Regions from separate parts of the Homo sapiens genome. Here regions 1 and 3 are each linked to region 2. Evidence: chromatin contacts called from ENCODE Hi-C or POLR2A ChIA-PET data. All regions are on one chromosome and are shown on one strand. Each heading gives the region's core, a stretch centred on a gene start or an enhancer-like site at or near the end of the contact. The rest is flanking DNA. Distances are from core to core; before and after follow the strand shown.

Region 1 (3,936 bases), core at 821-3,320, 2.7 Mb before region 2:
CAAAAAAACAATTAGTGGCCAAGTATGGTAGCTCATGCCTAAATCCCAGCACTTTGGGAAGCCTAGGCAGGCGGGCAGATTTGAAGTCAGGAGTTCAAGACCAGTCTGGCTAACACGGTAAAACCCTGTCTCTACTAAAAATAAAAAAAATTAGCCAGGTATGCTGACGCACACCAGTAATCTCAGCTACTTAGGAGGCTCAGGCACAAGAATTGCTTGAGCGTGGGGAAGGCGGAGGTTGAAGTGAGCCGAGATTGTCACACTGCACTCCAGCCTGGGCAACAGAGCAAGACTGTCTCAAAAAAAAAAAAATTAGTGGCTGGGTGCCAGGGCTCAGTGGTTCACACCTGTAATCCCAGCACTTTGTGGGCCCAGCACTTTGTGGGGAGGCCGAGGTGGGTGGATCACTTCAGGCCAGGAGTTCGAGACCAGCCCAGGCAACATGGCGAAATCCCATCTCTACAAAAAATACAAAAATTAGCCAGGCGTGGTGACACACTCCTATAGTCCCAACCATACTTAGGAGGCTGAGGTGGGAGGATTGCTTAAGCACAACCAGGAAGCAGAGATTGCTGTGAGCAAAGATCAAGTCACTGCACTCCAGCCTGAGTGACAGAATGAGACCTTGTCTCAAAACAGACAAACAAACAAATGCTAACATTAATAAACACATTCCTGTAGGTACAAACTCACCAAGTCCAAAACAAGAGATCATCTTTCCATCCATATCTGCTCACCTCCTCATTTCTCTAATTTCTTGGAGTAGCACTAACATTCCCTAACAGACTACTGATTTACTGATGCTACCTCTGAAATATTTCTCCCATTTATTCCCATTCTTGCCATTTCGATTTGTTTCAGGACCCCACTATAGCTACCTAATTATTTCCCCACTCCAAATACATGCTACGCACAACTACTGGGTTAGTTCTACCGCAATCCTGCTCAAAAACTTTCCGTTACTTCCCAATTTCTATAAAGTACAAATTCCTTATCCTGACTGGGTGCAGTGGCTCATGCCTATAATCCCAGCACTTTGGGAGGCCAAGGCAGGTGGATTACGAGGTCAAGAGATCGAGACCATCGTGGCCAACATGGTGAAACCCTACCTCTATTAAAAATACAAAAAAATTAGCTGGGCATGGTGGTGCATGTCTGTAGTCCCAACTGCTGGAGGCTGAGGCAGGAGAATTGCTTGAACCCAGGAAGGGGAGGTTGCAGTGAGCCGAGGTTGTGCCACACAGCTAGACTCCATTAAAAAAAAAAAAAAACTTCCTTATCCTGACATAGACTGACACCTACCATTCTAGCTCCATTATTCACTATCTCAAGGTTTCCAAAATCCCAAGGTTCAATTAAATTAGGCTCACATTGGCGAACACTTCTTGACACGATCTCCCCACATCTGTTCCCCACCACATCTGTCTATAAGTTCACAATCAAGTATGGGTGTGAACACCTACAGAATAGAACATGGGAAGGCAAGATCAGAATGTGAGAATAAAGTTTAGGAAGTCACAGGCCCCGAGGCTGCAGTGAGCCAAGATCGTGCCACTGCACTCCAGCCTAGGTGACAGTGAGACTCTCTCAAAAAAAAAAAAATAAAGGTCAGGGGATGTATTATGTGATTAAGATACTTGGATTCCATCCAGAAGGGAATGGGGGAACCAGTGAAGGTTTTTAAAGTAGGGCAATATAATGATCAAATCTGCATCTTAGATGTTTAACTCTGGCAAGAGTCTGGAAAATATGAGTGGGAAGGGAGATAGAAAAGGCTACCAAAACAAAGCAGAAGACAACGAGGTGTCACTGTAAGTTCTTAGTAGTGGAAATAAAAATAAGAAACAGATCTTGGCTGGGCACGGTGGTTCATGCCTGTAATCCCAACATTCTGGGAGGCTGAGGCAGGAGGACTTCTTATGCCCAGGAGTTCAAGACCAGCCTGGGCAACACAGTGAGACTCCATATCTACAAAAAAAAGAAAAGTTAGCTGGGTGTGGTGGCACATGCTTCCGGAGGCTGCAGTGAGCTGTGATTGCACTGCTGCACTCCAGCCTGGGTCAAAGAGCGAGACTGTCTCAAAACCAAACCAAAAAACCCACAAAACACTAAAAACAGATCTGAGAGGTAGTCAACAAGATTTAATGGAAAGTGTATTCAAATGGACAGTCTTCCCCCATTTCAAATTGTTCTTCAAACCTCAGCATGAGTTGTCTTTTAAAAATGCAAACATGATCGTGTTCCCAACTCTGCTTAAACACTTCAGTGCTTAGGCTGGATGTGGTGGCTCACGCCTGTAATCCTAGCACTTTGGGAGGCTGAGGCAGGCGATCACCTGAGGTGGGTGATCATCTGAGGTCAGGAGATCACCTGAGGTCAGGAGTTCGAGACCAGCCTACGTCATCTCTACTAAAAATACGAAAATTAGCCAGCCGTGGTGGCGCATGCCTATAATTCCAGCTACCTGGAAGGCTGAGGCAGGAGAATTTCTGGAAGCTGGGAGGCGGAGGCTGCAGTTAGCCGAGATCACGCCACTGCACTCCAGTCTGGGGGACAGGAGACTTCGTCTCAAAAGAAAAAAAACAAAAAACAAAAAAAACCCCACCAAAAAGCCCTTCAGTGCTTCCTGCTGATTTCAGGATAAAAAACAAATTTTGAGGCCAGGCGCAGTGGCTCACGCCTGTAATCCCAGCACTTTGGAAAGCCGAGGTGGGCAGATCAACTTTGTTCAGGAGTTCGAGACCAGCCTGGCCAACACGGTGAAACGCCATCTCTACTAAAAATACAAAAATTGGCCAGACATGGTGGCACACACCTGTAATCCCAGCTACTTGGGAGGGTGAGGCAGGAGAATCACTTGAACCTGAAAGGAGGAGGTTGCAGTGAGCCGAGATCATGCCACTGAACTCCAGCCTGGGCAACAAAGAGAGACTCCATCTCAAAAAAAAAAGGAAATATGCACTTTTTTTTTTGAGACAGAGTCTCACTCTGTCACCCAGGCTGGAGGGCAGCGGCACAATCTCTGCTCACTGCAACCTCTGCCCTCCGAGTTCAAGCGATTCTCCTGCCTCAGCCTCCTCAGTAGCTGGGATTACAGGGGCCTGCTGCCGCGCCCAGCTAATTTTTTGTATTTTTAGTAGAGACAGGGTTTCACCATCTTGGCCAGGCTGGTCTTGAACTCCTGACCTTATGATCCACCCGCCTCGGCCTCCCAAAGTGCTGGGATCACAGGCGTGCACTACCGCACCCAGCCCTATATATACACTTTTAATGTGTAACTTTTGTATGCTGAATGGTACTTTTTTTTTTTTTTTGCTTTTGAGGGAATTAATAAGATATAATTAATTGTGTCTTAACTTTTGAAAGAAATTTTTAGATGGAGGCAACTGGGATGTTTGTGATAATAGATAAGAAAGACACCACTGACCTGTAGTTAAATTGGTTTGAATTGCAGATATTCATTATTGAATTTATTCCTGTTTTCTCATACTTTAGAAAAGACACCTGAACAATAAATGAATCCTGGATAGTGTACTGTCCTTCAAACAATGAAGTGATATTAATACTTGCCTGCAGGAGATGCATACTACAGGAGAGAACCCTTAGACTATGTCAGGCCACACTATGAACCTCCCCCCACCTGCCTTTTTTCTCCTTTATGTTTCTGTTACCGTACTAACATTGTGGATTAACGACACTGAAATTCTGCATAATGTGAACAGGATAAACTATTTATAAATCGAAAAAAAAAAAAACAACACAGGGCTTCTGCAGGGAATATTCTTTCCTCAATATTCTACTTTCACTTAGCTCTTCTTTGATATTTTGCTTAAGCCATTTTGAGTCTCCCCTGTCCACCCTCTCTTCCCACTAAGTCAGGCCCTCTGTTATATACTCTTACCCCATTGTGTCCTTTCCCTACATGACCTCTTCTTG
Region 2 (4,010 bases), core at 1,027-3,526:
GGCGCACGCCTGTAGTCCCAGTTACTTGGGAAGCTGAGGCAGGAAAATCGCTTGAACCCAGGAGATGGAGGCTGCAGTGAGCTGAGATCGCACCACTGCACTCCAGCCCGGGTGACAGAGCAAGACTCCATATCTCAAAAATAAATAAATAAATAAAAATCTTTAAGTGATAACTTTACAACGTCACACACTCACAAAAAAGCGGGGGGGAGTCCAGCTTGCATGAGATTCTATTTTCCCAGAATTATTAATCCTGCTTACAAATACTGCTGACAAAAAAAGAATTTACAGTAATTAGCCTTAAAACTATCAGTGGACACTATTAGGGGAAAATGTCTTTCAGCAAAGCTAGACTTTAATAGTTTTCACTGATTATTATATAAAAACTGATTCGACTTACAAATGAAATACTTCCTATTATGGGTATCTTAGAGAAATTTTTTTATCTCTAAAATAAATCTTTAAAGACCAATTAAGAATGAGTGGGTACTGCAAAGTAGAGAAACTGAGAAATTTCAACAATTTTTAAATATTAAAATTCAAAGGAATGAGACTTTAATTTTGCCACAGGTACTCACCAGACCTATTTACCTAAGTAGGGAGCTTTCACATTGCACATCCTCCTAGACGTCACCACTTGATCTCACAGTTTTTGTTTTTAAGATTATGAACAGCCATCAAATAATTTGTGACAATAAAGTGCATACAGCAACGGAGATTCTTTTGTATGTGATCACGTATCCCCGACATAATAAAGAAAATATTTCAATATTTGGAAGCTAAAAAATAAGTGAAAATGTAATCTACTCAGCTAAAATGGTCAACCATTGTTCTACGTTAAGATCAGTATTTTTCCAAAACGAATTCTCTGTAATGATACACTCACAAGTTAACTCTAAATATGACCTGTGTAAATTGTGTCTTCTTTTTCCTCCTCAAGACAATCAAATCAAAGTCTTCACCAGAGCCAGCAACACTACCTTGAAATTTTAAACCTAAGTGTAAGGCTCGTAATGAAGTGCAAATGTAGTCCCAAACTCTCCGATTTTCACCATGGATGAAATGATTTTCATCACTAGCAAACAGTGTTATTAACATTCCAAATTCTGGTTAGAATGCAGTCACTGGTGAGCAGTGCCCTTGGGCAAGCAAAGAAAAGATTTGAAACTACCCAAAGCACAGATCCACATGAACCTCAGTCTTCTCCCACTTCATCAGGAAGCCAAATAGGAAGGACTCCAAGAAACAGGGGTGAGGGGGTGATCGGGACAGAAAGGATAGTGGAAATCATACTCCTCGAAGGGCGAAAGCAAATGAGAAACGGACTCTGGAAAAACCGCCCCAAAAGGACACTCAACCTGAGACAGATGTACAGGCACAGCTCCTCTACACTAAGGAGATAAAGCTTTACCACAGAAGTGATGCACCAAGCAAGCAAGTATGGGCAGGAGGGGACAACCTCCGCCAAGCACCCCCTCCCGAACGTCTAGCTCAACTAGAAGGGGTCGGCGGGGACTGCTCCTCCGAACATCAACAAAGGCCCCTTCAGTCCTAAGGCGAAACTCGAACAACAAAGGCCCGGAGACAGCCAGGACAGGGCCGGGGCTGGGGGGCGGGACGGATGAAAGCAGGGGAAGGCAAAGGAATCAAACCAGTGGGGGCGGAGGCCCGTCGGAGTGGGAAGCAGAGGCGCAGAGGCGGGAGGCGCGGTAATCCCCAGTGCACAATAAAAGGAGGAGGAGGAAGAGAACCTGGCCTCCATTCTCCTACTCTCTCCAATCCGCACCGTGTACATTTCCTCAGCCGCGGGGACCGCGCAGTCCCGAGTTCAGGGAAGGAAAGGGGAGGGGGGATTTTCCGCCTTGACCGCAACTCCCTTCCCCCAGCCAGGAGCTGCAGACGACAACAACCGCCACAACTGCAGCCACACAAAGGCGCCTTCCTTCTACTCCCGCTCCCACCCAGGCGGAGGCGCCGATGATGCCAAGGAAGCGGCGACCACCTCTCGGCCGCCTAGCGCTCGCTCGCCCTCTTCCCCCTCTAGCTGGGGAAAGGGGGAGGGGACCACCGGGCGCCCTCACCTGGCACAGCTGCTGACAGTAGTCGGTGGCCGCTTCCACGGCCGGTACCCGGCTCTCCCGCAGCTGTAGCTCCAGCTCCTGGAGCCGCTCGCCCAGGCGCTGCAGCTCCGCGACGCAGCCGCCTTCGCCGCAACTCAACCTCTCCTGCTCGGCCTCTTCGTCCGCCATCTTCACACCCCGCTCCGTCGCGTACGCACCTGGGTCACGTGATAACACAATGCCACGTTCGGCGGGGTCACGTGCCGGGCGCGCTTGCACGGCGCCGAGCACGTACAAAGGGCCCGATGGGGAAGATATGGGGGTGGGGAGAGTGGCGCGAGAGAGCCCGAGGGAGGTGAAGGCAAGGGGAAAGGAGAAGGGCGGGGTTGGGGCGGTGCGGAAAACGGCGGTTTACTTACCCCGAGCGGGAAGTGGGCAGCAGCGGCCGAAAGGGGCGGGCTGGTGAAGGCCTGCTCTCGGTCACGTGGGCGCCGCGACGGGAAAAAGCCTAGGGAGGGGCGACCCTCTCCGGCGTCCCGATCCCGGCGTGGCTTTCCCCAGTCCACGAAGTCTTCTACGGACATATCCTCCTGTTCCCCAAGAGGATGGCACAGGGAGAGTTCTGAGTGGTCTCGGGCAATGGCTGCATTTGCTGTTGGCCTGTAAGCAGGCCAGAAGCAGAGGAAGAGAGAGAAGGTAAAACCCGCCCATGGACCGCAAGCGTGAGAGCCAAGGCAGGACTATGAACTGTCAAAATTGTCTCTGACTTCTCACCAGGCCGGAGAGGAGGGATCTAGTGCGTGAGGTACCAGATCTCGTCTCACTTGACTCTCCTCCTCTTCAGCACCAAGAACGCCTGTCCCCTGGAAACACATTCTCTAGGGGGTGGAGGCAACAAAGGAAAAGAACAATTGGGTCAGAGCAGAATGAGGTTCAATCCTCAGTCTGGAGAACGGAGCAAATTCATGAAAAGCATAGTTTAAAAGAAGTCAGAATATGAACAGACCAGATGACTTTTAAACCACGAAAACATTTCTAGAATAAGTGATAACTAACTACTCTGTTTCACCGTGATTTAGACTCTACTACACTCTACAGAAATCACCAACAATGACAACAGGCTATATATGAAAGCTATTGAAAAGAAAGTAGGTCAAGGAAAAAAAAAACACCAATAAGGACTCCATTAAAAATCATAACGGAGGAGAGGAAATTGATGCTAAAATAAAACAATATTGTCGAGAATTATTATAAATATCTACAGCATTTTTTTTTCCTAATGCTACAAATAGAGGTAGCATTCTGAACCACATTTTACTTACAAGCTGAAAAGAATTAATACTTGGCACTTGAACAAAAGAGTAGAAGAGGTGCTACAAAAATCCAAGAGCTTAACCCTAAAGTTCTTAATAAAACTAATATTTTTTTTACCGTTAGAGCATTAGACAAAAGACCTATCTCTCTTGCAACTGAATAGTCTACAGAAATTTAGAAACAATGATATTGATGAGGCACCCAGTCTTTTCATTTACTCTGAGTGAAGTATATTTTTTTAGTACAAGGATCTAAAATAAAAATACTTCCCATTGTGGGCAGCGTCCTCTTCAAAAGATTTCTAGTAATTAATGGAAAGTGTTCTACATACTATGTTGTCCAGAATAAATGTTTTATAACGCATCAGTGATGGTGATGTTTTTAAAGCGGCATTATATAAGGTGACCAGGCACAGTTAAACCCCTTATGAAAAACAGTATCAGTTAATATTACATATTAACAAGGTAGAATCTTCAAATGTTTAATCTTCAAATGTTTACTCATGGAAGAGACTGGGAAGTACATTCAAAGGCTGAGAAGAGAGGATATAATAGTATCACTGAGTTGAAAAAGGAACAATTAAGGCAGCTAATGATTTTTAATATTTTCAGTTCACTTTCCCAAGTTAAGTATTTT
Region 3 (4,052 bases), core at 1,363-3,862, 2.2 Mb before region 2:
ATCTTGGATTAAAACTTTACCTGATATAATTTGTAAATTTTTCTTGAAAGAAATAAGTGTTCTAGTTTAAAAAAATAAGCAATTTTTGGATAAGAAATTTTCCAAGGAAATGAGCTCCCTTCCCACCCAGCTGTCAGTCAAGAATTTAGTAACCTTTAAATAAAATTACTCTTCTCTTTGTATCTGTCTTTTTGAGACAGGGTCTCGCTCTATCACCCAGGCTGGAGTGCAGTGGCACCATCATGACTCACTGCAGCCTGCTCCTCCTCTTCCATCCCCCAGAGCTCAACTGATCCTCCCTTCTCAGCCTCCAGAGTAGCTGGGACCACAGGTACGTATGCCCGGCTAATTTTTGAGTGTGTGTATATTTTTAGTAGAGATGGGTGTCACCATGTTGCTCAGGCTGATCTCGAATTCCTGAGCTCAAGTGATCTGCCCACCTTGGCCTTTTTTTTTTTTTTTTTTTTTTGAGATGGAGTCTCATTCTGTCTCCCAGGTTGATCTCGGCTCACTGCAACCTCCGCCTTCTGGGTTCAAGTGATTCTCCTACCTCAGCCTCCCGAGAAGCTGGGATTACAGGCATGCACCACCACACCCAGCTAATTTTTGTATTTTTAGTAGAGACAGGTTTTTGCCATGTTGGCCAGGCTGGTCTCCAACTCCTGACCTCAGGTGACCTGCCCGCCTTGGCCTCCCAAAGTGCTGGGATTACAGGCATGAGCCACCACACCTGCCAGCCACTTCTCTTTTCTCTGTAAATGTCTCTGCTGAGAGAAATTTTGGAATTGGCTTTGATCTTGGAGCATGATTGTAATTAAGCTTTGATATGTGCCCATAATTAAATTGTTATGGGCACATGTCCACAATAAATTGTTGTTATTGTTGTTAACCAAGGAAGGAGAGATTGTTATTCCTACTGAACCAGTCCTATGGGAGAAGAGCCCCAGGGAGCAGTGGAGGTGGTGGTGGCTAAAGGAGAGCCCCAGAGGACAACTGCACCCAGAGATTGATGGACCTTGGAGGCTGAATAGCAAAAGGCTTCTAGTACTCAGCTATCAAATAGGAACGCATTATATACAGCACCTGCTTTGCAGGCCTTGCTGTGGTAGGGCCTACTGCACAAATTAGGGGCTTTTGTAGAGCTGTGGCAGGAGAGGGTGTCAAGTGTCAGTTAATCTGAAGATTCAACACAATGAATGAATGAAGCAGCATTGGAGTTTGGTTTTGTTTGCATATCTCAGTCAGTCAGATTATCAGTTTACTATACAGAAAACAACATCAGGGAATGATTTAAAATATACCATCTAATTTTAGATATCCTTCACTTTTTTACTCCCAATTTCATCAAGAAACTCACAGATTTAGATTAACTTTAACAATAGAAAACAAATCAAATTTAAGAGTTTATGTCTTTATATAACAGAATAAAACTTGCCCAACCTGATTAACCCTTTCTATCCTCCCCACCTTCCCAATCCCTCCCTCCTTTCCTTTAGTAAGGTCCCTACTCCTTAAGTCTTTTGAACTCAGTCCTCTCTCGATCCCACACATTGGACAATGAAGCAGTAAGTGTGTCCTTTGAAGTTTAACCTTTCATATTTGTATGCTTTCCCTCACATTAAATGTAATTCCTTTTTTTGACAGCTTTTACATCTAAACAAACCAAAAAAAACAAAACTCCTGCAATGCCTAAAACATGTCGTGCACCTAACACACTACCCGAGAAAAAAATTGTTATGAATATCCAACTCTGGCCAGAGCCGTGGCTCACGCCTGTAACCCCAGCACTTTGGAAGGCCGAGGCGGGCGGATCGCTTGAGTCCAGGAGTTCGAGACGAGCCTGGCCAACACGGTGAAACCGTGTCTCTAACAAAAATACAAAAAATTAACCGGGCATGGTGGCACACACCTGTGGTCCCAGCCACGCTGGAGGCTGAGGTGGGAGGATCGCTTGGGCCCGGGAGGTAGAGGCTGCAGTGAGCCAAGATCGCGCCACTGCATCCCAGCCTGGGCGACAGAGCGGTGACACCGTCACACACACACACAAAATAAAAAATAAAAAAAATCCTATTCCATTTCCTTGTCACTGGCTTTCCCCCTCCTCACTTAACCCCCGCCCCTCGCAACAGCAACTGAATCTAAAAACAAAGCCTTTCCCAGACCCTGCGGGACCGCGCGCGGGCAGCCGGCTGCGGACAGCTTTGCAGCCGGAGCCCGGCGCCCCCTCCGAGCTCTCGAGGGCCCGGGGGTCCCGGACCTCGCCTACAGCGGGCAGGGCCGGGACGAGAGGACGAGGACGCCGCTCGCTCCTGCACCTCCCCAAGCCGGCTTCGCCGGGCGGGCGGCGGCTGGGTAGTGACCGACCGCCACGAAGCTACTGCCACGTCAGGGCAACTTCACAAATCCCGGACGAGGGCGGGTGACGCAAGCCGGGCGGCCGCGGCAGGGCTGGGCCTGCGACTACCCGAGGAGGCTGACCTCCAGCCCGGGCGCCCGGTTCAGCGCCGCCCCGGCCGGCGCCGGTGCCTGCCAGGCACTCAGGGAGGCGGGGGCGCAGTGGAGGAGGCGGCGCCATCGCGAAGCGAGCGCCTCGCCCGCACTCAGCCTTGCCACCCCGCCCGCAGTCCAGGCTGGACTGGGCGGCATTTGCCGAGGCTCCTCGGCCAGGCCCCGTCCGCCCGAGCCGCGCTGAGACCCGGGCAGCGGCCGCGTGGAGAGGAGGTGGCAGCGGCCCGGGAGGCCGGAGCCAAGCCAGCGACCCACCATGGAGACCCGCTACAACCTGAAGAGTCCGGGTGAGCAGGGCTGGGGCCCCTGGGCGAGGAGGGCGGAGTGACCCTGGACCCCGGGGTGGTCGCCGCCTCGGTCCCCTCGCGTCTGGCGCCACTCGCGGCTCAGCTCCTGGTTTCGCGCTCTACGCGAGACCGCCGCCTGCCCGGGAAGTACAGGCCGCAGGGCGAGGTGGCCGGGTGGACGTCCGCTGCCAATCCCCCGGCCGGCCAGCGCGCCCCGCAGCACCCAGCCTCTCCCTTTTCTCATCTTCGCCTGGTCCCGTAGAGCTGGGTCAGAAACTCATCCCTGAGAACAGGTGTAAAGGTGATGTCGGTGGGCGATAGTCATCAACCCCCTCGCTGTACCTGGTCGCTATTCCCTCCCTGTCGCTGCCACCGGACTTCTATTTACTTCTATTTACTGCCGGCTGATTTACTCACATTTGAGGAGTTGGTCGTTTAAATATCCTATTTGCAGCACTTGGGCGAATACAATTACAGACATAAAGGAAATGTTCTGTAACTAAACCAGTTAACTATAGAGCTAAAGCAAAACAAAACAACAACAAAAAAACACCTCGTTGAGCCCTGTTCTTGAGAGCTAACCTTGATTTTTGCCAGACTGGCTAATATGAAATGTATCTGTATTCAGTCGTAGCGATTCCTTTCCTGCATTTAATGATCCTGCTTTATATTTACACAAGCAGTCCCAGCAATCCTAGCCTCTAATTACTTTCTGGTGCATTATAAAGATAAGCAACTAGCTTTCTCAGCTTAATAAAACAGGCTTGAAATGAATCATTGGATCCTCTAAATGGTATTTTTTCTATCTGTACCTTGATACATTTTGTCAGGGGGAAGAAACTCCACAGTTAACTCTGCATGATAAACTCTAGGATATTAGTGATGATTTCACCAACTTTTGCTGTTGCTTAAAATTTCCTTCCAAAAAAAGCTGTTTCTCAGTAGGAATTAGCAAGACTAGCATCCTTGTGGAAAGAGTTGACACTGTGAATCTTTGGGTTTTTTGTAAGGTTTCAGAATATGCAAAAACCCCAGAAAAGCCTGAGGATATTGATTGGAGGGAGCTTTGTTAGCCTGAGTGCTGTCAGGCTAAGAAATGTCCTTAGGTGACCAAGTGTGTAGAACTGGTCATAATATTTTAGGAGCCACTGACTCCTTAAAAAAATCTGATGAAGACCTGGCACGGTGGCACACGCTTGTAATCCCAGCACTTTGGGAGGCTTGAGCCCAGGAGGTGGAGAGCAGCCTGGCCAACAT

The links. A loop is a pair of places that touch in the nucleus more often than their neighbours do. ChIA-PET counts read pairs that join two places held with the same protein, here RNA polymerase II (POLR2A). Pooled maps may share reads with other maps.
Region 1: a pooled map shows a loop between it and region 2 (10-fold over the local background). The contact joins the enhancer-like site here to the promoter of ZNF292 in region 2. A Hi-C loop is called at or near these places in 3 of 168 maps with a recorded cell type or tissue (gastrocnemius medialis, naive thymus-derived CD4-positive, alpha-beta T cell and sigmoid colon) and 14 of 50 pooled maps.
Region 3: a map of CD8-positive, alpha-beta T cell shows a loop between it and region 2 (5-fold over the local background). The contact joins the promoter of UBE2J1 here to the promoter of ZNF292 in region 2. A Hi-C loop is called at or near these places in 4 of 168 maps with a recorded cell type or tissue (CD4-positive, alpha-beta memory T cell, CD8-positive, alpha-beta T cell and naive thymus-derived CD4-positive, alpha-beta T cell), 3 of 37 single-sample maps with no recorded cell type and 17 of 50 pooled maps. POLR2A ChIA-PET finds 5 or more read pairs at or near these places in 1 of 52 experiments (HEK293).

The regions. Positions count from the first base shown.
Region 1 is chr6:89,833,450-89,837,385 of GRCh38, reverse strand. The region is part of intron 1 of CASP8AP2 (caspase 8 associated protein 2); the gene reads right to left. Among named protein-coding and RNA genes, the nearest start is that of CASP8AP2, 5.5 kb to the right of the region's middle. Within about 2 kb of position 2,070, at least 6 of the 41 ENCODE cell types and tissues checked have a DNase peak (open chromatin) inside an H3K27ac peak, as active enhancers do.
Region 2 is chr6:87,153,831-87,157,840 of GRCh38, reverse strand. It overlaps ZNF292 (zinc finger protein 292), which reads right to left and starts at 2,276. Exons shown (of 8, transcript NM_015021.3): 1 at 2,082-2,276. The coding sequence starts at 2,249. It overlaps LOC124901355 (translation initiation factor IF-2-like), which reads left to right and starts at 2,594. Exons shown (of 2, transcript XM_047419630.1): 1 at 2,594-2,865. RefSeq lists enhancers at 850-1,457, 1,969-2,308, 2,579-2,738.
Region 3 is chr6:89,351,282-89,355,333 of GRCh38, reverse strand. UBE2J1 (ubiquitin conjugating enzyme E2 J1) reads left to right here and starts at 2,612. Exons shown (of 8, transcript NM_016021.3): 1 at 2,612-2,795. The coding sequence starts at 2,765. RefSeq lists silencers at 2,151-2,250, 2,261-2,970, 3,001-3,060 and an enhancer at 2,357-3,306.